3 separate regions of the Homo sapiens genome follow, and all the other regions are linked to region 1. The links are chromatin loops, found by intact Hi-C in ENCODE. Cell type or tissue: PC-9. All regions are shown on one strand. Links, peaks and the distances in the headings refer to the core of each region. The heading gives the core; the rest is flanking DNA.

The links. Hi-C counts contacts between places; a loop is a spot of excess contacts. Peaks named below come from ENCODE experiments on the same cell type or tissue, not always from the same donor. Only the 100,000 strongest peaks of a DNase experiment are listed, where the experiment ranks them.
Region 2: it touches region 1 in a loop (7-fold over the local background); 3 of 110 quality-filtered maps call a loop at or near these places.
Region 3: it touches region 1 in a loop (7-fold over the local background); 4 of 110 quality-filtered maps call a loop at or near these places.

Annotation. Positions count from the first base shown.
Region 1 is chr22:45,740,288-45,747,858 of GRCh38, forward strand. ATXN10 (ataxin 10) reads left to right here. Exons shown (of 12, transcript NM_013236.4): 9 at 82-251. Among named protein-coding and RNA genes, the nearest start is that of MIR4762, 16 kb to the right of the region's middle. In PC-9, for the core only: no CTCF peak of the experiment used is centred there; DNase peaks (open chromatin) are centred at 2,794 and 3,544; H3K4me3 peaks cover 3,451 bases; H3K27ac peaks cover 4,574 bases.
Region 2 is chr22:45,800,510-45,808,080 of GRCh38, forward strand. It overlaps ATXN10 (ataxin 10), which reads left to right. Exons shown (of 12, transcript NM_013236.4): 10 at 6,450-6,513. Among named protein-coding and RNA genes, the nearest start is that of MIR4762, 44 kb to the left of the region's middle. In PC-9, for the core only: no CTCF peak of the experiment used is centred there; a DNase peak (open chromatin) is centred at 4,612; H3K27ac peaks cover 1,645 bases.
Region 3 is chr22:45,642,031-45,649,601 of GRCh38, forward strand. All of the region lies in intron 1 of LOC105373069 (a long non-coding RNA gene), which reads left to right. LOC105373068 (a long non-coding RNA gene) reads right to left here. Exons shown (of 3, transcript XR_938309.4): 3 at 5,524-6,075. Among named protein-coding and RNA genes, the nearest start is that of ATXN10, 26 kb to the right of the region's middle. RefSeq lists silencers at 3,638-3,927, 3,938-4,007 and an enhancer at 6,657-7,157. In PC-9, for the core only: CTCF peaks have their summits at 3,718 (motif pointing right) and 3,918; no DNase peak of the experiment used is centred there.

The sequences.
Region 1 (7,571 bases), core at 1,238-6,237:
ATTTGTCTATGGAAAACTATTAGTACAACATACTAAAAGTTACTTTTCTGTGGAAAATGAAGTTTACTCTTTTGGTTATAGATCTTTTGCGGGTGATTCATGTAGCTGGAAAAGAAACCACAAACATCTTCAGTAATTGTGGTTGCGTGAGAGCAGAAGGTGACATCTCCAATGTGGCCAATGGGTTTAAGTCTCATCTCATTCGTCTGATTGGAAATCTGTGTTACAAGAATAAAGATAACCAAGACAAGGTAAGAGGATTTCTTAGTATGTATTATACATGTATGGCTTCATTTAGAATATAGTCCTTGGAAGACATTCACTCTTTTGGAGTGAAAGCTTGAGGTGCTTAGAAAGTAGCTTGGATAGAGAGATATATATTTTATATGAATACACACACACACACACACACACACACACACACACACACACATATATATACACACACACACGTGTGTGTGTGTGTGTATATATATATATGTATATGTTAATATATAGGCTCTTTGGAGCCTAGACAAATTTCTAACACACAGTAGATATTTAATAAACACTAGTTATTATTGCCTATTATCTTAAAAAACAAAGCTTAGATCTATATCCTATGTTTATGGACGATAGCATCATAAGCCTTTTCTTCTAGATGTTTTAAAATGGATATAAAAGGAATATAATATTTAAGTATGAAGTCTTTGAGGACCTAGTAGGCTGCTTTTAGAAACCTCTTATGTGCAGAAGAGCTTAAAGGTAGTTATATTGAGAATGTGAGAGAATGGTAAGAAAGATCTCAGGGCAGTTGGACCACATGCTTCAGATTGATCTCGCCTTTCTGTATTTTTCTGGAGTTTTACTTCGGGTGGCATTTGATTTGCTTAGTTAAATATTAATTAAATTTCTGCCAGATTATATTTTTCTAAGATGGTGGCAGAATGTCTTGCATTGTACATGTGTGTCTGCAGTATGACTTTGCCACTCCCCTGTCGAGGGTTGGCATCTATTTCTCCATCCACTTGAATCTGGGCAGGCCCTGTGGCTGCTGTGAGCAATCAAATATGTGATCCTATACCATTTGTAGCATAGCCCTTAACTGGTCTAGCTGATTCTATTTCTGGCTTCTTAGAAGCCCGTCACTATGTAAGAAGTATAGATTCCCAGAGATCACCTTGCTGCGAGTTGCTGAATACACATGGAAAAGCCCTGGAAGATAAGATACAATGAGGAGAGAGGAAAGGTCTGGTGAAGGAACATCAAGGCATGAGATGTGTGCGAGAAACCATCTTGGGAGTAGATCCATCCTCAGTTTCTTACTTGCCCAGCTGATGCCACATAGATCAGGGCCCCCCTACTGGGCATAGTCCTTCCTGAATTTATGACCCATAGTATTATGAGAAAAAGTAAAAAATAGAAAAAAAAAATAAGGGATATAGGTCCTGCTTCAGTTAGTAGCCCAGTCAGTTACTGTTGGACTGATCCTTCTTCAAATAGCAATTATAAACTTTGGACAAAAAATAGCCATGTGAAGACACTCGAATTTGACACAAACGGGCAGATTCTGGAGTGAAATTGATGCTTGGAAGAAGGGAATGACACAGTGTGTGGCATGCAGGGCAGTGAAAAGTCAGTTACAAAATCTTCCGTCTTTCTAGCTTGAAGAATCAAAGAACAGTTTGAGGGCAACCATGGCATTGGAAAGTGAGGGGGGAATTGTGGAAAGTAGAAAACAGACCCCAAACTCTGGGTGTCAGCTACCTAAATCTCTGCTAATGGCTGAATCACACGTGTGGGGCAGGCTCCAGGCAGCTAAGCTAAGGATGAAGTCATTGTATTGAGATTTGAGCTCCCACCCTAGAGTTTATAGTATTAAGTCCAACTTACACTGTAGATAATTAATAATTGCCCTCTAAAAAAAAAAATCAACACTCTTTAGAGGAATATAATATAATCCAGAATTGCCACAGCATAATGTATCCTGTAATGTCCAGGATACAGTTTACAATTGCTTGACGTTCAGGAAAATGTGACCTGTTCTCAATTGAAAAGATGATCAGCGGAGACTGACTGTGAGAGGACACAGATACTGGGCTTAGCAGACAAGGATTTTAAAGTACCAAATGTAACCGTGCTCAAGGATGTAAAGGAGATACGCTTCATAAGAGTGAAAAGGTGGGATATCTCAGCAGAGAAATAGAAACTATAAAAAAGAACCAAATGGAAATCCTAGAACTGAAAAATACAGTATCTAAAATAAAAAAAAAAAAATACCGAATGTGCTTAACCTCAAGAAAGATCACAGAGGAAAGAGCCAGTACACTTTAAGATACATCAGTAGAAATCATCTAGTCTGAAAAACAAAAGCGGGGAGAAAGATTGAAAATAAAACGGCCGCTTTAGGATGCTAAATGTTAGGGTAATTTGTTATGTAGCCGTTGATAGCTGGAATAATTCCTGTGAGACATGGCGCAGAACCAAACGCTAGACAACTTGCACTTTTAGTATATGGGCGCACCATTTTGGCAATCCTCATCTTCAGGAGAGTGAGACTACTGATTCCCCCCTTGGGAAATTACTGGACTGATTTTTGCAAAAGAAAGTTGATAGCGAATAAAGCACTTTACCTTTTTAATGACCAGGACTGCCTTTCTTGAGCACAAAAGAGGTGGTTTTTCTTGTGTTTAACTATTCTTTTGTTGCTAATTTGGACTGGCCTCTTATAGGAACAAAATGCAGTAACCCTTAAAAGGCTTGCGAAATAACTCACTGAAGTCAGGATCAGATTGCACCATAAGTAAATATGGAGTGTGCCCAAGTGCTGCTGTGCAGAGGTCACTGGGGCGCACAGGAAGTCGATGGTGTGTCCTGTCACTTGTGCAGTTGCTAATAGCACTGCTGATTTCTCAGCAAACAGTTTAGAGGGTATGAAGGAGTTCATTCTTTGAGTATCAACTCAAATGCCCTCTGTTTCTCTCAGTTTCTTACGTGTGTCAACAAAAGGCCTGAACCTGAAAGCATTACCTCTGGGATTTTTTTCCTCCTTCCAAAGACCGACACAACGCCGAAATCTTGTTCTGGATGTGCTAGAGTGTTCTTTATTCTTGTAGCCAAATCCTTGTTCCAGCTGGGTGTTACAGATATTTGCCTTGCTCATTGTTGCCTCAAGGGATGGAATTCACTCGCACTCAGATGACTTTGGTTATAGTTTTGGGAAAATGGAATGGATGGTTATGTAGCAGGTCTTTATCACGGGACCAGTAATTCTCAGTGTTTTGTCTTGATGGATTGTCTCACTTCTAACCCAGCTAGGGCTTTAAGGGAAATTTGGCTCTGTCTCTGCTCCAAGACTAAAGATCTGAGTTGGGAGGGATTTCGTATCATCTAGCCTAATTTGGGTTCCTCCTTTGCCCAGAAGACAAAAGGGACTGATGATTTATTGTTTAGTGTTTACTATGTCCTTGCATTGTGCTTAGTGAATTACATATATTATCAACTTTAATCTTTGCATCAGCCTTGCAAAGCAGGTTCTGGTAACCACATTTTAAGGAGAGGCCATCCAGTTAGGTGCAGAGCCCAGGGTAGAATTTGGATTTGTTTGCCTATTGAGTTCCCAGGCCTGTGCTCACTTCCTGCCCCATGGTGAGAACTTGCCAAAAGGTTGGAGAAAAGGGTTTAAAATAGACTTCCTGCAGGACTTCAGGCTGGAGGCTGGTCAGTCTGCGTCTCCTAGGCCAGCCAGGCCCCTTAGACTCCCTCCTGGTTGAAGTTGGGAGCTCTTGGGGGTCCTCTTATCCTTGTTTCTGATTCACCCATTCATCAAATACGAATGTTTGCTGGCTTGGGGATCCTTTGACGGGTAATTCAGGCAAGGTATTAATATCTTCTGTGGAGCTTCCATTCTGGCATCATCTGGGGACCATGCTTGCCTCTTTGAATCAGAATCTCAAAACTACTCATGACACAGATTTTCCTAAAATCTTTGTGTACTGCCTGATTCCTCTGAATTTTGAGCAAGACTCTTTCAAGCCCAACTGTGTCTGTGTTGTCTGTGTAACTTCATCCATTGCAGTGAGTATGGTGCCCACCTGCTGGATGGCCCTCTTACACTTGTGTGGCACTTTCCATTTTCCAGAGCTCTTTTCATCTGCTTTAGTTTGTTGGAGCCTTATGATACCTCTGTGGAAAGGGCTGAAAAGATATTTCCACCATCATTTTCTAAATGAAGAAACCAAGGCCCCGAGACCAAGTGTGATTTAACTCAGCTAGCACTTGCTGAGTGAGAATTGCCGTGTGCTGCATGCTCTGGAGAAGACAGTCGCTTTAGTGGTGGAATGACACATGTCCACTAGGAGCTGTAGCAAAAGTCCGTGTGGTGAGGCCTGTCAGAAAGGAACAGGGGGGTGATGTGTCCTCTGGGCTGGCTGTGCCAGGAGCATTTCTCTCTAAGGACAGGCACTGGACTGCCAGGAGCATGGTATCAACTGGAAGGATGGTCATCTTTCTTTGAGATACTTGTCTTTGGGCAAGATTTAAGAGAATCAAGGTACGTTGCCTCAGATTGAAAATCTGCACAGAAATGTATTTTATCCCAAATTCTCATGAGTCTTTAATGCTTAAGTCTGTACACGTGATAGATGTAGTGTTTCCTGAATTGTAAAGGAATTGCTAGACTTCCCTTTACCTCGTCATGGTAGGGAGGTGTCAAATCCTTACTGACTTCTATTCTTACCTTGTTTTTTTGTTCTCGACTTGTGTAGTATTTCCTTGCTACAACTGTAGTGATTAGTTTACTTCTAAACTTTTGTGGACCTAAATGGAGATTCTGTTTTGGTTTCTATTGTAAGAAGCACAAAGATACTAATGCTATAAACATGAAGAAAGCATTCTTCAGCTTCTTCTTTGTTAGAATAAGGAATGTATGGTTTACCTTTTTCTTCCCTATTCTTCTTCTTTTCACTATTGTCATAACCTCTTTAAGTGAATCTTTATTAGAAGAAAAACCAAACGTTTATTTCATAAAGCTAAGTGCATTTTTCAAATCGGACAGACAGATGATCTAGTTTATCTACCTTCCGCCCGCCAAGGAAATTGTATTGACTAGGATGGGCCATATATCCGTTCTGCTAAAGGTTATGGAACTGCTATTCAGTTTCTTCTCCTCCTCCTTCCTCCTCCCTGATTTAAAATATTCCCAGCAGTCACATACTTGATGATCCCATGTCAAATATATGTGCCTATAAATCTTTTACTATAAGCATACCTTAATTTTAAAGTAAGTCTGTACTGTATGAAAAAGTTCAACATGTAAAGACAAACTTTATTTGGCCCCTTCAGTTCTCAATTTTGAAGGCAGGTTCATTTATATACATAAAATAATCTTTGTAATACATTTTTCGTTAACTTTGTGTTGCTCATCATGTTACTCCCAGCATCTAAATTGTACCTGGCACATAGTAGGCATTCAGTAAATTTTTCTAATTTTTCTTGAATGACAATTTATTTGTAAAATAAATTGAATGTTGAATGTTTACTACATATCAAGTGCACTTTTAGGTTCTGAAGATACACAGCAAGTAAGACAGTTCTTTTCAAGGAGTGTAAATATTACTATACAATTTTCTGACTAAATTTACAAAGACTAGTAAAAATAGATAACTTTTCAAATGAAAATTAATGTTCCTTTAAATTCTGAGTTCTGTATTTTTGAAAGTCTTTTTTTATGTTTGAATATATTCTAATTTACTGTAATTTGCCATCGTTTTATTTGATCCAAATCATATATATTTTAGATTATAAGAACATCTGTATTGTATAATATTTGCAAGTAATTAAAAAATATTTTTTAAATCCTAGGTTTAGGCTTCGTAGATCTGAATGCGGTTTTTTCATTAATCTTAAATAAAATTTAAGACTGAATTTACAGTTGTTAAACATTCATAACATGATCAATTTTTAGTGGGTTTTTTGGTGGGGTGTACTATTTTCCACCCTTTTTGTATCTAGTTGCAAGGAGCCAAGAACAGGCAAATTATTAACTCCTTTATTATTTCCTCCTGTCTGAAATGTTTTCAAGCAGCGTATTTGTCTGTTAAATCATGAAAAACTGAAAAAAAAAGTCTATGGCTATTTCCTAATGATTTTATTTAGGTTGTTGCTCTTAATGAGGATTAGTACCTGTTTTGTACATCAGTACTGGCTGACTTGTCAGTTACTCGGATAATTGATCGAGTGATTGCTCTGCAGAGAAATAAATAAATGCTTAACTAATATGTGTTAGTGTTTTTCTTTTTGCAACTGTAAAATAGGCCGGGGTGGCATGGCCCTTGGTGCTCAGGCAGGGCCAGCTTCTATATTCTCAGCCTATACTAGCACTGTGTGGACTTCCCAACCTTCATACTTTCCCTGAGTGACCTTAACTTGGCCTTCAGAACTCAAGGTCACAGGTACCCTGTTGACCTGTGCAGAAACACTTTCTCTTCTACGCTCCTCACTATACTCTTCTGCCCTCTGCTCACCCCCTGACTTACACTCTACCTATAATCAGTTTCTGTGGGTAAATAGGTTATGGGTTGTTGATTCTGATGCATATTTCAGTATACGTGTGCTGTTGTTTTTGGTTTTACTTAATAAGTGTTTAGTGTGATACACATACGTAAACTGATCACCAGCAGAACTGTGACATATGAAACACTTTATTTGGGTATCACTCAATTTTACTGTAGCAGCCTCCATCCCTTCTTAGTTATACCACCGTTACCACCACTTTTGTCCTTGCTCCTCCCTTGATGTTTTGTCTTTCATGAAACCCATCTCCCAAGGTCTTTCTGGATGATAATGGCTTAATTCACTCTCTTTCCCAGATACATGTTTTTCCTTCTTTATAGGAACCTAACTCTGCCTGTCTAATTGGGGAATTCCAGGCAGGGTATTGAAAATGTCTGGGGGGCCGGGTGCAGTGGCTCAAGCTTGTAAACCCAGCAAGCACATTGGAAGGCTGAGGCGGGAGATTGTTTGAGCTCAGAAGTTGGAGACCAGCCAGACAACATAATAAGACTCCATCCCTACAAAATATTTAAAAATTAGCTGAGTATGTTGATGCATGTTTGTAGTCCCAGCTGTTTGGGAGACTAAGGTAGGAGGATTGCTTGAGCCCAGGAGGTCGAGGCTGCAGTGCACCGTGATTGTGCCACTGTGTTCTAGCCTCGGTGAGGGTGTGAGACCCTGTTTAAAAAAAAAGAAACAGAAAATGTCTGAGCAGTGGGTTCTCCTGTCACTGACTTTTCTGTCATTGCTTGGCTTGTAACATTGGATCCACGTGTGTGCTGTTTATAGAGGAACCTTACAACAGGCAGAGAGCTTATGAGACTTTAGAGTTCAGTAAACTCAGAGTTGCCTCTTAGTTGACCATCTATTAACTGTTTAAATTTGGACAAGTGTCTCAACCTTTCTGAATCTCAGCTTCTTCATGTATAAAATAGGGGCAGTTACACCTCCTTGTGGGGTTGGGAGGATTAAATGTGATCATGTATAGGAAGTATCTCATGTCTGTAATCCTAGTACTTTCGGAAGCCGAGGCAGGAGGA
Region 2 (7,571 bases), core at 1,635-6,634, 61 kb after region 1:
ACAACTACTTTGGAAAAATACTGTGGCAGTTCTTAATAAAGTTGAACATATACTTCATATGACCCAGCAATTTCATTCGTAGGTATCCACCCAAAAAATGAAAACATGCACCCATGAAAAGATACAGATGCATGTGTTCATAGCATCTCCATTCATTGCGGATAAAACTGGTATCAACCCAGTGGCCATCAACACATGAGTGGATAAATAAATGGTAGTATATTCATAATTAGAAATAAACAAAAATCAATGATACATGTAACAACGTGGATGAATCTCGAAAACATTGGAAAACACTTTTCATTAAACCCATTTGTGTTATAGAACGGACAAAATTTACCTGTAATGACAGAAACAGATGCCTAAGAGGAGATGGGGCAGGGGCGAGGTGAGCTGCAGTGATTGCAGAGCTGCGCAAGGAGCTTTTGGGGGTGATGGAAACATCCCATGTCTTGATTTGTTTGTGGCTGTGCAGATGCACTTGGCAGTTTCTGTAAATTATACCTCAATAAAATGCCTTTTAGAAGTAAAGAAAACGAAGCACCAAAGGGGATAGTGTGTGGAGGGCAGTGCGTTAGGTTTCAGGCGTTTCTTCTGAGCAGGTCTTACAGGTTGGCTTGGTGGGTGCTGTTTGGCTTTGGGGAGATCAGGCGTTTTCACCTTGGCTGTATGTTAGAGTCACCTGGAGAGTTTGTCTAAAACACTGATGCGCAGAAATGCAGATTCATTTGTTCTGGGGTTGGGACCACAGCACTGGCACTTTTTAAAACCTCCCCCAAGTGATTCTAAGTTGTAGCCTAGGCTGAGGAGCACTGGCCAGACTTTGGCTCTGAGTTTTCTCTCTAGAGAGTGTCTGCAATGCCCAAGCCACTTCTTTTTTACTTCTGCTTGAGTCACACCATATGTTGCTGCCCAGGCATTGTGGACAAAAGCAGCAGCTCAGGCCTGAAATGCCCACTGCTAAGTGGCACAAAACACCATGGAAACAAATGCAACACAAAGATCAATGGTACTATATTTTTGTGAGACTTAGAATTGCTGTGTAAGGCTAAAGCCAGCAAAAGAGTATGGATGGAAATTACAAATCCAGACATACACCCAGTTAATGAGACAGTCAAGAACAACATTACACTAACTTAGAATAACCCCATATCTACCAAATTTCTTATGATTGTAGAAGTAGATCTTTCCATATTCAAACTTTGCTGAAGGACAGCTAGTGGTTGGTGAAGGATTACCATATCCAGCTCTTTTCAAATGTGGATGGTAAAGGAAACCTTTAGAATCTCAGAGCCAAATGAAAATAATATTACAAATCATTGCCATTTCCTGTGGTCTCATGATGTGCTGGGCACCATGCTGGATGCTTTCCCATACAGTCCTCACTGTACACCTGGGAGGTGGGTATGGCCCTCTTGTTTCATGTAAGAAAATTTAGACTTAATGAAGTTCAGAAACCTCCCCAAGGTCACACAGCTAACAGGCTCTGTTTTCTGTCAACCTAGTAGGTTTTCCCAAAGGAGCTTGGTTATTAGAGTTGGGCCTGTACCCTTAGCGGAGTGCCTACTCTGGCATTATTGGCTAATGTGGGAAAGAACAGTTCCCAAATCTATTTGTTGTCCTCTGTTTACACTTCATTTCCAGAGGCTAAATGTTAATTTGTTTAAGCCAGGCTTATTGTCTCCTGGAGATGCACTACCACGGGAAAGTGTTGACTGAGCTTGGCTCCTCAGTGTGAACTGTAACTTGTGACTCATTAATTACGGGCCTACAATCAACTCCCAACATGTTAGTAAAGAAACAAACAACTTTCTTGTTTAATGAAGTGCTGACAGAAGAAAACTTAATTGTTTCTCTCCTGCCCCAACATTAGCTTGACACTTGTAGTTATAGCAGTAAACTTGGACTTTGTAAAAACAAAATTGTATCGTCAGTCACCCTTCCTGAAGGTGCTGTATTGGTGTCTGCTTTTCCCAGTGACCTTAACCTGTGTTCATTCTTAAGTATGTAATTGTGTATTTGTCATAATGCCGCTGTCATCCTTGTCCAGAATAGGTCATTTATGTTGTAAACGTTTAATGAACTTCTATAAATGGTTCCCTTGTATCCTTTCCTAATGCAGCTGTATGAATAAGAAATATTTATCCAGGAACGCATACCCTCAGTTGACACACAACTCCAGTGGAACCATGATTTTTAAGAACTCTTTAGTTCACCTTTATTGCCTGCTTAAATTTCAGTTTTTAATGTGTGATTTCATTTCCTTCAAAGAACATCTTACCCATTTAGCATATCTCAAGAGTTCTACTTTTTTTTTGTAGAAAGTGAGGTGTTTTCCATGCATTGAATAATAAATCCCGAATACTTTTATTTCTCACTAATCAAAAAAAACCTGGTTTTTGAAAATAAATTTGAAACTTTGCCTAATGCAGAGAAGAAGTGTAAATTCAGCCCTGTTGAAGTAATTATTCAGTTTCGTCATGCATTTAGGAGCTACTGCCCAACCCCTTGTTCCTAAATGAACTAATTGCATTTAACAGTGTGAATGTCACCAACTACTGCTATCACTCCCAGTGCTCTTTATTGAGTATTTACTGTGTGCTAAACACACTCACAGTTACTCTTTGAAGAAGGCACTATCATCCCCATTTTACAGAGGAGGAAACCAAGTCTTAGGGGTTTCTTGACTTGCCCAAGGCCAACAGATCTCATAGCCAGGCTTTGACCCCAGCAGCCTGGCTCCACAGTGGCCACTCTTAATCCCTATGCCGCACTGCCTCCCAGTTCCATGAGCTTCATGTTTCATCTTATCTTCCAGCTTTTGCACATACTCTTCCCCCTGCCCAAAACACTCCCACAGTCCCCTTTGCCTTATTTAATTCCTGTTCATTCTTCTCATCTTAAGCTAAATGCCACTTCTTTAGGGAGGCCTTCTCTTGTGAGCCCCATGCTATATGTTCTTCTAGCCAAACAAACTATGAGCGTGAAAACCAACCTCAATCTGGCGTGGAGATGCACCTATGTTCCAGAAGGGTTTGGATCACACATTTATGGAGAGCTGGTGAGGACGAGCTGGATTCTTTCCTCTCAGTGACACTTATAGGGCCCTTGCTTCTTTTCTGGATTTCTCCTTATCTTCATCCCAATATCGGTCAGCACAAGGCAAAGGCATTTGGCATCTCTTCTTTCCCATTTGCAGACTTTACTGTACGTACTTTACTTTACGTACAGGATGCGTACGTACCCCATCCTGCTGGTAGACGTGGGGCAGGTTATCAGAGGAGAAGTGGGGGTGTGAGGGCATCCTTGGGAAGCTTTGGATACAGTCTCAGGTGGGGTCATTACCAACTTGGCCATAAAACTCTCTCTGTGCTTCTCAAACACATGATCCCCCCTCCAAGACCCACTCTCTATAGTGGTCGAACCCTCCATGCCAGTGCTTCCTAAACTAGCTGTGGTGAAGAGCCACTTATCTTTCCCTCAAACCATCCTGGACCTACATTTGGATAGGATATAGTATAAAATGAATGACTAGAAAAATAAATCTAAAAAAAGGCATAAGAATTCAAGCCCAAATTTCATCGTAAGATTCAGCAGACACCGCATGGCTGTCATATTGTCGGCAGTTTCTCAGCTCCCTCCCTTCAGTGTCTGTTCCTACAAACTGACAGTGGTCTCCAGACCTCACCTTGAATAGCACTTATTAGGTCAGTGACCACAGGAAGGGGACTTCTGAGCCTCACTTTTTTATCTGTAAAAGGGAACCAATAATACTTACTCTAGCATTTCAGAATTAAACGAAGTCATTAAAGCATCTGATTGCCTAGTATATGCCAGGTGTCTACTAAATAGTAGTTCATTTCCCATCACACCTTCAGTGCCTGGAAAAAATTACAGAAATTAGATGGTTACCAACTAATTTTTTCTCTTCTTCCTGGCCTTTGTAAAATAAGGATCGTTAATAGATTCCTAGCAAGCCTGTGTGTTAGAATCAGCTGGAGATCTGGTTTCTTTCAGCGGGACATGGCGTTTGGAATAGTTCATGTTCAGATGACTGAATGCAGTTTAAACACTTCTATGCGGTTCTGTATCATCTTAGGTTATGTATATCTCACTAGGGATGTAAAGTCAAAATACTGTTTAATTCTGAAAAGAACTTTATTTTATATTTCATTAGATTAATTTGTATGTTTTCAATTTTTATAACTTTAAATTTAATTTTTTAAAAGTAGATAAAACACAGAGGATTCCAAAGTCAAAATTATACAAGGCACATTCACAGAGTCTCCATTCCTGTTTCCTCCACCCCATTCTCTTCTTTACCCTGTGGATAACCATTATTTGTTTTTGGTTTAACCTTCCATTGTTTCTTGTTCAGAGTATTTAAAAATACTCCTTTATCACACACAAGATTCTCATATAAGGCTATTAACATGTTGTAATCTGGCTACATCTCCTGGCGATCCTCCCGCAGCAGTCCATCAGCAATCTTCTCCACTCACATTCACAGCCATATAGCAGTCTACTGTGTTTGTACCGTAGTTTATGTAAGCAACCCCCATTCGTGGAGACTTGAGTTGTTTCATAATAAGTTGTGCTGCACCCAGTATCATTAGTCATCAGAAATGCGCATCAAAACCACAATGGCATACCACTTCACTTACACTAGAATGCCTACTACAAAAGACAGACAATAGCAAGTGTTTATGAGATTGTGGAGATGCTGGAACCCTCATAAATTGCTGGGTGAAAATGTAAAATACTGTAAACACTGTGAAAACAGTCTGGCTGTTCCTCAAATGTTTATAACTCATATGATCTAGCAGTTTGACTCCTAGGTATATACCCAAGAACAATGAATACTTATATCCACTCAAAAACATGTACATGCACATTCAGAGCAGCATTATCATGATAACCTAGAGGTGGAAATAACACAAATGTCCATTAGTGGGTGAATGGAAAAATGCAATGTGGCATATCCGTACAATGCACTGTTCACGTTACTCAGCCGTGAAAAGAAATGAAGCGCTGACATGCCACAACATGGGTGAACCTTGAGTGAAAGAAGCCAGGTTCAAAAGGCTACATGTCGTTCAGATTTTCTGACTCCGTTATAGGAAATGTCCAGAATAGGCAAATCCAGAGAGACAGGAAGTAGAAGGATAGTTGCCAAGGACTGGGGGGAGGGAAGAATAAGGAGTGACTGCCAGTGGGTGTGGAGTTTCTTTTAGGGGTGAGGAAAATGTTGGAAAATTGGATCATGCTAATGGTTATATAACTCTGTGAATATACTGAAAACCACCAAATTGCACACTTTAAAAGTGTGAATTTTATAGTTTGTGATGATGTCTCAGCAAAAAATGAACTGGGCCAGGCACAGTCACTCATGCCGATAATCCCAGTGCTTTGGGAGACCAAGGCAGGAGGATCACTTGAGGCTGGGAGTTTGAGACCAGCCTGGGCAACATAGTGAGACCTCATCTTTACAAAAAAATAAAATAACAAAATAAACTATGCTGTAGTGAATAACCTTGTGTCACACATTATTTCATGGGGTAGTGTGCTTTTGATCTGTAATTTTAGAAATGGGGTTACTGGGTTATGTGTCATTTTGCTGCTTACACCCAGTTCCCTTTCATGGGAGTTGTACCATTTTCCCTCCAGCAGTGTATGAGAGTGTCTGTTTCCTTGTGGCCTTACCAATAGCATTTGTTGTCAGACTTGGTTATTTGTTAGTCTGGCAGGTAAGAAATGTGTATAATTATAATTTGCTTCCCTCTTATGAGCACGTTTGAACATATTCTGATGTCTTTTTAGTTTATTTGTATTTTCGGTGCCATGTATGTTTCATGTATCTCACCTGTTTTTCTATTGTATTGTTGGTGGTGTTTAAATTTTTACAAGTTCTTTATATATTAAAATATTAATCCTTTGCAAATATCTTCCAAATCCGTGATACCTTACAAATAATTTTCCCAGTTCTCATTTGCCTTGAAAAACAAATAGTCAAATTTTAAAACCTTTCCCCTGTTGCTTCCGGATTGAATCATAGTTAGGAAAGCTTTTCCTATTCCCAGCTTAGAAGAGGAATTCACCCATGTTTTTTTCTAGTACTGATTTTCTTTATTATTTAAGTTTAGATCTCATATCTATCTGGAGTTTATCCTGGTGAACAATGTTAGGAAGTGATCTACTTAGATTCTTTTTTATATGGCTACCTACTTGCCCCAATATTTTTTTTTGAAGTCCAGTGAAAATAAAATAAAATATCACTTTTTGTTTACATGTCTGTTTTATGTAGTTCTGGGTTGATATAGATATTTCAGATAATAGTGCAAACAATATTATAACATTGAGTAAGAAAACACAAAAGGAACAAGTCATCTGTAATCTCTGACTATAGCCATGCTGTTTTCAGTGTATAAACTTATCTTCTTTCTCTCTAGGTAAATGAGCTGGATGGTATCCCGTTGATCCTGGACAACTGCAACATCAGTGACAGTAACCCCTGTATCCTTGCATGTGAATTACCATGCACAAGTTTACAGCCGGGGCCCTTAGCAAAACAAGTCCCTTGCCTCATGTTCATTCAGTATGTAGCTGGCTGCCTTGCTTGCTTGTTTACTTGTTCCTGAGAACCAAATCATTTTCTCAGAGTTATGGTGCTAGAATATCATTTCTGTAACCTTTGTAGTATGGTAAGCTAGTTTTTTCATGGTGAATAAGACATTCCAAATGAGCATGTGGCCAAAAAGCACTTTAAAACCTGGGGCACAGGCAGCCCATGCAAGGCACTGTGCTGCGCATCACCGGTGTCACCTTTCCAGTGTGTGTGTGGTCTCTAGAGTAGACACGAACTATGGCATATTGTTTTGCTATAGAGATTCTGAGTACCCAGTCTTTTGGAAGTACTGTTTTAACAAGGGTTTGGCAACGTAGAAACATGAGGAGCACTCTGGCTCCCTAGCAAGAGGAAGGAGCATCTCAGTGGTGCTGAATTCTCATCTTCGGAGGGTTTGTCCTGCAGCCCTCTGCGGCAGAAGCTGAGAGCACTGGCTCTTGCCCTGGCTTGGGTTGGCCACCCTTGCTGGAGGGTGTTCTGCAGGGACCCTGCTTTTTTCCTACCAGTTCAACTAGTTGTACTATACAAAACTGTACAGTGGTGACTAACCAGGGACCGGATACAGCTTGTTTAGATTTGAGATAAAACCTACTGTTTAATTTCACGAACTTCCCTGGTGAAAGCCAAACTTAGCTGTGTCCCTTGTCCTGGTCACTGCTTGGCTGGTGGTGGGGCAGGGGTGAATAAGGCTACTGCAAGGACTGGGAGCGTAGCCTGCGGGAGGCAGTGAGGAGCCTAGCCTAGCATTGAGGAGACTGAGGAGGGGGGCATTTTAAAAATAAAACTATGGCTTCTGCCAAGAAGAGAAAAGCAGCTGATGAAAATCATGTGTTTCAAAGTAAGTAGACTGAGCGATGCTTATTATTTGTGCTGAAGATACTGTCATTTGTCTGATTAGCAATAGAAAACAATCTTATTTTAAAGAGCACAGTAGCTTGTAAGTTCA
Region 3 (7,571 bases), core at 1,600-6,599, 98 kb before region 1:
TTTTTAGTAGAGACGGGATTTCGTCTTGTTGGCCAGGCTGGTCTCGAACTCCTGGCCTCATGTGATCCACATGCCTCCGTCTCCCAAAGTGCTGGGATTACAGGCATGAGCCACCGCGCCTGGCCACCCTCTCCTTTCAATGAAACGCTTTTACCTTGGTTTACAGACTCAGATGAGATACTTCCCATCTGTTCATAAAGGGAACAGATTCTGACTTGTGTTCTAATCTTGAGTACCAAAAACTCCCCTAGAAGGGAGCTCTGCATTTTCAGAGGCTCACCCACGTGCCCATGTAGGGTCTGAGAAAGGTCCTGCATGGGTGAGTGATTTAGGGACAGGCGGTAAACTGAGGAAGTGACACAAAGCCTCCTGCACAGAGATCCCACATTCTACCTGGTATTACTCCCATTCTCTGCACTGCTGACAGCTCTCAAACAGATTCTTTCCACGAGGAATTAGCCCGCACACAACATGAATGGGCTCGTTTTATATCAGAAGGCTGAATTTTAACTGACAAATTGGACAGGTTCCCTAAGGCAAGGGTTGCTAAGCTTTGTCATTCTCGCTAAAAATGTGATTTATAATATATTTCTATTTGCTAGACACTCCTTTTCCCAGGAATGAAGACCCAGCCCAGAAACAGGAGGTCTGCTCAGTATCTTGACCCCATATAAAAATATGCTCCTCAAAAGTTTTCATTAGCATATAAACAGATATGCATCAATCAATCTGCAGCATGGCCACGTCAGCTTTATTTCATTATGTTTTAATGATATTTTAAGCAGCCAAACTCTTAGAATTCAGGACAGGGCAAGAGTAACCCACAATTTACTTTAGAATTTTATGTTTTAAAGGAAAGATCTAAGGGTCTGATGAAAGGAGTTGTATTTCCTCGGATCTTTTCTTCCACTTTATAAAATAAAAACCATTTTTGTTGCTTCTTAAGTACTCTGGTATTTACAAATGCAGAATATGTCAGATATTAGAGATCAACCCACACCTTCAGCCAAGTTTCCTCAGAGATCCTTTGTAAAAAAAAAAACCACACACACAAAAAGTGGGTGAAACCGTCTGACTTCTTAGAAGTCTGAGTTAAAAGTTGCAAACTCATTTTGCCCAAGATAACCAGAAATGCTCTAAGCTAAGTGGGCAGAAACAGATTTGATCTCTGTATCTGATTGCTGGCAGAAGTCAAGCAGCCAATTTTTCAACAATGTCTCCATATCATGAAACTTCCTAAAAATCTTCAAGGGAGTAACCTGAGCTTGTGAAAAATGATCCCGAATGTCAATAGGACAAAGCTTCCCTTCCAAGATATAATTAGGGGAGCTTGGAGCAGGCCTTTCATATTTGAGTTGACAAGCATCTTTTTTCCTTTGTTCAGTCTGTTCTGGAGGGCTTTAGGAGGGCTTCGCCATTTCTTTGTTAAGAGGAATGGTTGAAACAAAATTTGTATAAGAGGAATCATTTAAAATTGAATCCATCCAATAGGAATGTTTATTTTACCCAACGTTTTTCTGTGTGAGAATAATACCTGTTTTTTCTAGGTAATATATGTCTTTTATTTAATCACATGCATATTTAAGCCTCTAAGTTCTCTGTTCAAAACACTGATTTTTTTTTTTTTTTTTTTTTTTTTTTTTGAGACAGGTCTCGCTCTGTCGCCCAGGCTGGAGTGCAGTGGCGCTATCATGACTCACTGCGACCTTGACCTCCCAGGCTCAAGCGATCCTCCCACCTTAGCCGCCCAAGTAGCTGGGACTACAGGTGTACATCACCATGCCCAGCTAATTTTTCATAGAGATGGGGTTTCACCATGTTGTGCAAGCTGCTCTTGAACTCCTGGGCTCAAGCAATCTGCCCACCTTGGCCTCCTAAAATGTTAGGATTCCAGGCATGAGCCACCGCACCTGGCCCGTAACACTGATTAAAGACATACAGATCGGCCGGGCGCGGTGGCTCACGCCTGTAATCCCAGCACTTTGGGAGGCCGAGGAGGGGGCAGATCACGAGGTCAGGAGTTTGAGACCAGCCTGGCCAGCATGGTGAAACCTTGTCTCTACTAAAAATACAAAAAATTAGCCAGGCATGGAGGGATGCGCCTGTAATCCTAGCTACTCGGGAGGCTGAGGCAGGAGAATCACTTGAACCTGGGAAGCAAAGGTTGCAGTGAGCTGAGATCCCGCCACTGCACTCTAGCCTGGGTGACAGAGTGAGACTCCATCTCGGAAAAAAAAAAAAAAGATATACTGATCATATGAGCAAAGCATTGCTAAGAAGGCTGATGTAATTGTTAGGCTCCACTGAGAGACGCCTGGTGTCTAGAACTTACGATGTCCAGGCTGGTGGGAGCTGGCCTGGAGTTGGTACCCCGTGGCGATAGAAACATGAATGCATGAAGAGTATCTACAGAAGGGACCAGAACCTTGAGAAGACTCAGAACTCTCAAGCAGAGGCCGGTTGCGATGGCTCAAGCCTGTAATCCCAGCGCTTTGGGAGGCCGAGGTGGGCAGATCACTTGAGCCCAGGAGTTCGAGACCAGCCTGGCCAACATGGTGAAACCCCCACTCTACTAAAAATACAAAAATTAGCCGGGGGTGGTGGCGCATGCCCGTAATCCCAGCTGCTCGGGAGGCCGAGACAGGAGAATTGCCTGAACCTGGGAGGCACAGGTTGCAGTGAGCTGAGATTGCACCACTGCACTCCGGCCTGGGTGATAGAGCGAGATTCCGTCTCAAAAACAAACAAAAAAACCAAAAAAACCTCAGAACTCTCAAGCAGGACTTCTCAACCTCAGCACTGTTGACTTTTGGGTGGGACAATTCTTTGTTGTGCGTGTGGCGGGATGGAGGTGCTACGCCATGTACCTTAGGATGCTTAGCAGCACGGGGGCCTCTCCCCACCAGACGCCAGGAGTGGTCTCCCTCCTCCGGGTAGATCACCAAAAGTTCTCCAGACATTGCCAAATGTCCCCTGCAGGGCAAAATCGTCCTCGGTTGAAATTGTCCACTGCTCTAAAGAATGCAGGAAGTTGGGCACACTTAGCTCGGAATGAATATTTACAGGGAACATTAAAGCTGTTTGTAGGCATCGTACGAAAAAAGTTATTCTGATTGTTTCAGAAGGCTGAGCAAGAACAAACGGGGCAAACCTGTATTTTGACTAAGGAACAAGGAGACCTTTCTAGAAGAACCGCTCAGCTCCCAGTCCCCAAAGTGTGTATGTTTAGACCGGGCGAGGATCCTGAATCAAGGTCCGGGCCTCTTTCCTCGGAAGAACAGACCGACCGATGGTCTTCTGGGCACCCAGAGGAGCAGTCAAGCGCGGTGCTTGCTGAGAGCTTGGCCTCCGTGGGTGCCATTTAATCTGCGGTTGGGAGAGGTATTCAGAGCTTTGCAGATGGGCCTCTGCCGTTCCTCAGGGCCCACTCCAGTGCCCAGGGAGGGTGGGCAGAGCAGCGGAGGCAGGGGGCTTGCGGTGGGGCTGGGGCCGGCAGAGGAACAAACGGACTCACAGGACGTGCGGCAGGCAGGAGAGCCCTCTCCCGACCTGACCGTCACGGAAGCCTCTCAGCCGGTGTCTGAGCTGGGACTGGGACCCAGAGTCCTCAGTCAGGCTCTTCCCTCCGAGGTGGGGAGGCGAGCCCGGGGATCCGCACCTGCCCAGGTGGACTCCGCTGCTGCGTGGCGCCTGCCCTGGGACCCACGTGCGGCTAGGCGGCACCTCCCCGGGCGCCCAGCAGGTGGCGGTGCGCGGCCTCGAATGGCGGCTGGCAGGGCCGGGACGCGGCGGCTCCTCGCCGGGCGCGTTTCCTCCTCCAGCACTGTCTCACCCTGCTCCATGCTAACCTGCTGAACGGCCCCTGGCCTCTTTCCGCCCCGCCCCCGCCTCCGCAATGCGCCCCCCTTCCCTTCTGCGGTCCCCTGCCTGTCGCCCTCTCACGCTCCAGGTTGTGAGCGAGTATCTCCCCACTTTAACACCCTACACCACACCGCGCCCGGCCACAAGACAGCTTTACAACATACACAACCCTGACGAGGAAACGTGTTCAAAACCAATCACTGCGCTCATCATAAAGGTAAAGAAAGCAAGGAGGTGTGTGTCCACGCACAGGGTAAATGTGGGCTGGGTGTGGGGTTCTAACTTGGAGAGGGCCTGAGGGCAGTGGCAACTCGCATTGCATTGGAGGGAGGCCTTGGCAGGGCCCACGGGGAGAGGCTAGAGAGCCTCCCAGGTGCGGGGCAAGGCATGGGCTATGCTTGGGGGCAGAAACAGACATCTGGGGAGCAATGAGAGGCTTTTGGCTGCAGAGGGGCAGCCGGGAGACCTGCCCCAACCCTCTTCAAGCCCTTGGTCTTGTTTCCTGACATCCCAGGTCGTGTACAAATGTCTCCTCTCCTAGAAGCCGAGGTTGAAAAATGGTCAAACCATTAATTACTCAACAGTTTGTTTGGGCAGTAGTGTCTGCAGCAGTGGGGTTTTTATACAGCACAAAAATAACAAAACAAAGTTGGAAAGCGAGGGCCATTCTGGATGAACGTCCACCCTTGGCTCATGGTCCAGGCCATCGAGATGTGTGACCATCCTGAGAGAGCAGATGACAGAGGTGCTTGTGCCTTTGGTTGGTGGGGAGTGGGTGGAATGTGGCCATTTTTTGGTAGTGGGGTGAACTTGTGAACAGTGTGATCATAATAATGGCTAACAGGTTTTTTTATTCTTTTTTTTGAGATGGCGTCTCACTCTGTAACCCAGGCTGGAGTGCAATGGTGTGATATTGGCTGACTGCAACCTCCGCCTCCTGGGTTCAAGGGATTCTCCTGCCTCAGCCTCCCAAGTAGCTGGGATTACAGGTGCCCACCACCACACCTGGCTAATTTTTGTATTTTTAGTAGAGACGAGGTTTCACCATGTTGGCCAGGCTGGTCTCGAACTCCTGACCTCAGGTGATCCACCCGCCTTGGCCTCCCAAAGTGCTGGGATTACAGGCGTGAGCCACCGTGCCCGGCCGGCTAACGGTTTATGAGCACTTACCAGCCACTGTCCTATGCCCTCTCGTTGAATGCTCACAATGACCCAATGGGATGACCCTGTCACCATCGTCCATCCCATCTTTCAGAAGTGGACGCTGAGTCATGCTGAAGTTATATAATGCACTCAGCTCACATGGCTGGTAGCACTTGAGGCAGGGATCTGGACACAGACGGCTTGACTCCGGAGCTCCTCTCAACCACAAGCCAATGTCAACAAGCCTCCACCATGAAGGTCCTGAATGATATGAATAAAATAGCATTCGCGGCAGAGTGATCTCCTTGGATCTCCTGAGTGGCCCATTTGGCAGTGGGTATGGCTGGGACAACTATTTGCTAGCTTACTAGAATGTCATCATTCGTGAAGTATCTTCATATACATAATCATATTTGATTCTCCCAGCAGCTCTGTGTGCTGGGCAAAGCAGATATTAGAAACCCCATTTTATAGATGAGGAAAGTGAGTCTTGGAGGCTGTTGAGTGGCTGGCCTGGAAGCTGGCAGTTTCCTGGCAGCTTTGGAAGCTGCAGTCAGGGAGTGGGATTTCAGAGTGCAGTTGGAACCTTCGAGAGATGACAAAGGCCCAGGGTATGGGTGGCCACGGTGGAACGGAGGTAAAGGTCACCATCCAGGAGGTATGGAAAGGGCTGTGCAGTGCTGGCAGTCCCCCGGACGCCTTGTGCACCTGAGCTGGGGCTGGACTGGGAACCAGCAGAATCAGGCACCTGCTGCGGGTCAAGCCTGTCGGTAGCTTATTTCAACCACTCTTCACGATTTATCTCGGTTTATCTCCCTCTCCTCAGCCATGCTTTCCAACTTTGTTTTCTGTTATTTTCCTCTGCTTACTGAGGCTGAGTGCTGTGACTTGTGCGAAAGCGTGACTGGCAGAACCCACAACTGTCTGCCTACGATGTTGTTATTTCTGTCCTCTCCAAGGGCCTCTTCTCGGCTTATGTCCTCTGCACACTTGCGCACCGTGGAATCCAGCCCGCTTCTCAAGCCTCACTGTTTAGATTTGGGACGCCAGTTCCTGGGCATGGTTTTAGCTCTGAAATTGGAAAGAAGGACACTTAGCTTAGAAATGTTATGGACAAAATAATTCATGAGGATTTGTAATAGACTGGGGGTGGGGAGGAGCCAAACCAGCGAAGAAGAGGAGGAAATGAGTGACATAAAAATTGGGGGCTTGGGAAGACAATGATAGGGTGGTTAAAAAAGGGAAGGATTTGGTATAAAGAAAATAAGTCCTGTTCAGCAATGTTTGGTGGTGGTGAGACGCTGCTCACAGGGTAGACAGAAGCAGGAAGTGAGGGTGAGAACTAAGGGCCACAGAAGCACACCTGTGAGTCATCGGGGGACGCATGGAACCCAGGAACCATGCACGCAAAGCCTCGGGGGGCTGCCAGTGCTGGGCTGCCCTTCCCACACCTGCTGGGCAGTGACCTTCACCTCCGCTCACTGTGGCCACCCACGCCCTGGGCCCTGTCATCACTTGAAGGTTCCAACTGCACTCCGAGATCCCGCTCCCTGACCACTTCCGACGCCGCCAGGCCTCTCACGCCTCCGTCCCACCACACCCCCTGACCTCGTCCTGATCTCAGCTCCCTGCACTTTCCTGTGGACACCAGCCACCCCGGGTCCCCATCTCTGGGCCTCCGGACCACAGGGGACATCATCCCAGCCACACTCTTGCCAGCGCCCTCACATGCCTGGCCCTTTTGTCCTTCCGCCCTGCTCATCCGCAGCACTCAAGCCAGGGATTTACACAGCACCTGTCTCCGCCATCCCATGCTAGCCTCCACACTCTGGTGGGAGAGAGCCCACACCAAGGATGTTTGGTGCCTGCAAAGCCATGGTACTCAGAGGCAGCTGCTCACCCCATGCTCTCAGCCTCCTCCTCTTCCCAGCATGTATTCCAAATGGGTGACATCTTTTCTGGCAGATGGCTCTGCCTTGTAGTTCACAAAGGAACAGGGCAGGGCGCAGGCATGGACGCCCAGAGCGCTGTGCTCCCCTACCTAGAAATGCATTTTCTTTCTTTTCTTTTCTTTCTTTCTTTCTTTTCTTTCTTTCTTTCTTTCTTTCTTTCTTTCTTTCTTTCTTTCTTTCTTTCTTTCTTTCTTTCTCTTTCTTTCTTTTTCTTTCTTTCTCTCTCTCTTTCTTTCTTTCTTTCTTCCTTCTTTCCTTCCTTCCTTCTTTCTTCTTTTTTTTTGAGCTCTGTTGCTCAGGCTGGGGTGCAGTGCCACAATCTTGGCTCACTGCAACCTCTGCTTCCCAGGTTCAAGCGATTCTCCTGCCTCAGCCTCCTGAGTAGCTGGGACTACAGGCACGTGCTACCAGGCCTGGCTAATTTTTGTGTTTTTAGTAGAGACAGGGTTTCACCATGTTGGCCAGGCTGGTCTTGAACTCCTGGCCTTGTGATCCGCCTGCCTCAGCCTCCCAAAGTGCTGGAATTACAGGTGTGAGCCACCACACTCGGCCTGGAAATGCATTTTCTATGTGTGACCACTGTGCCAAGTGCTTTGTGGCTGTGTTATCTCATTC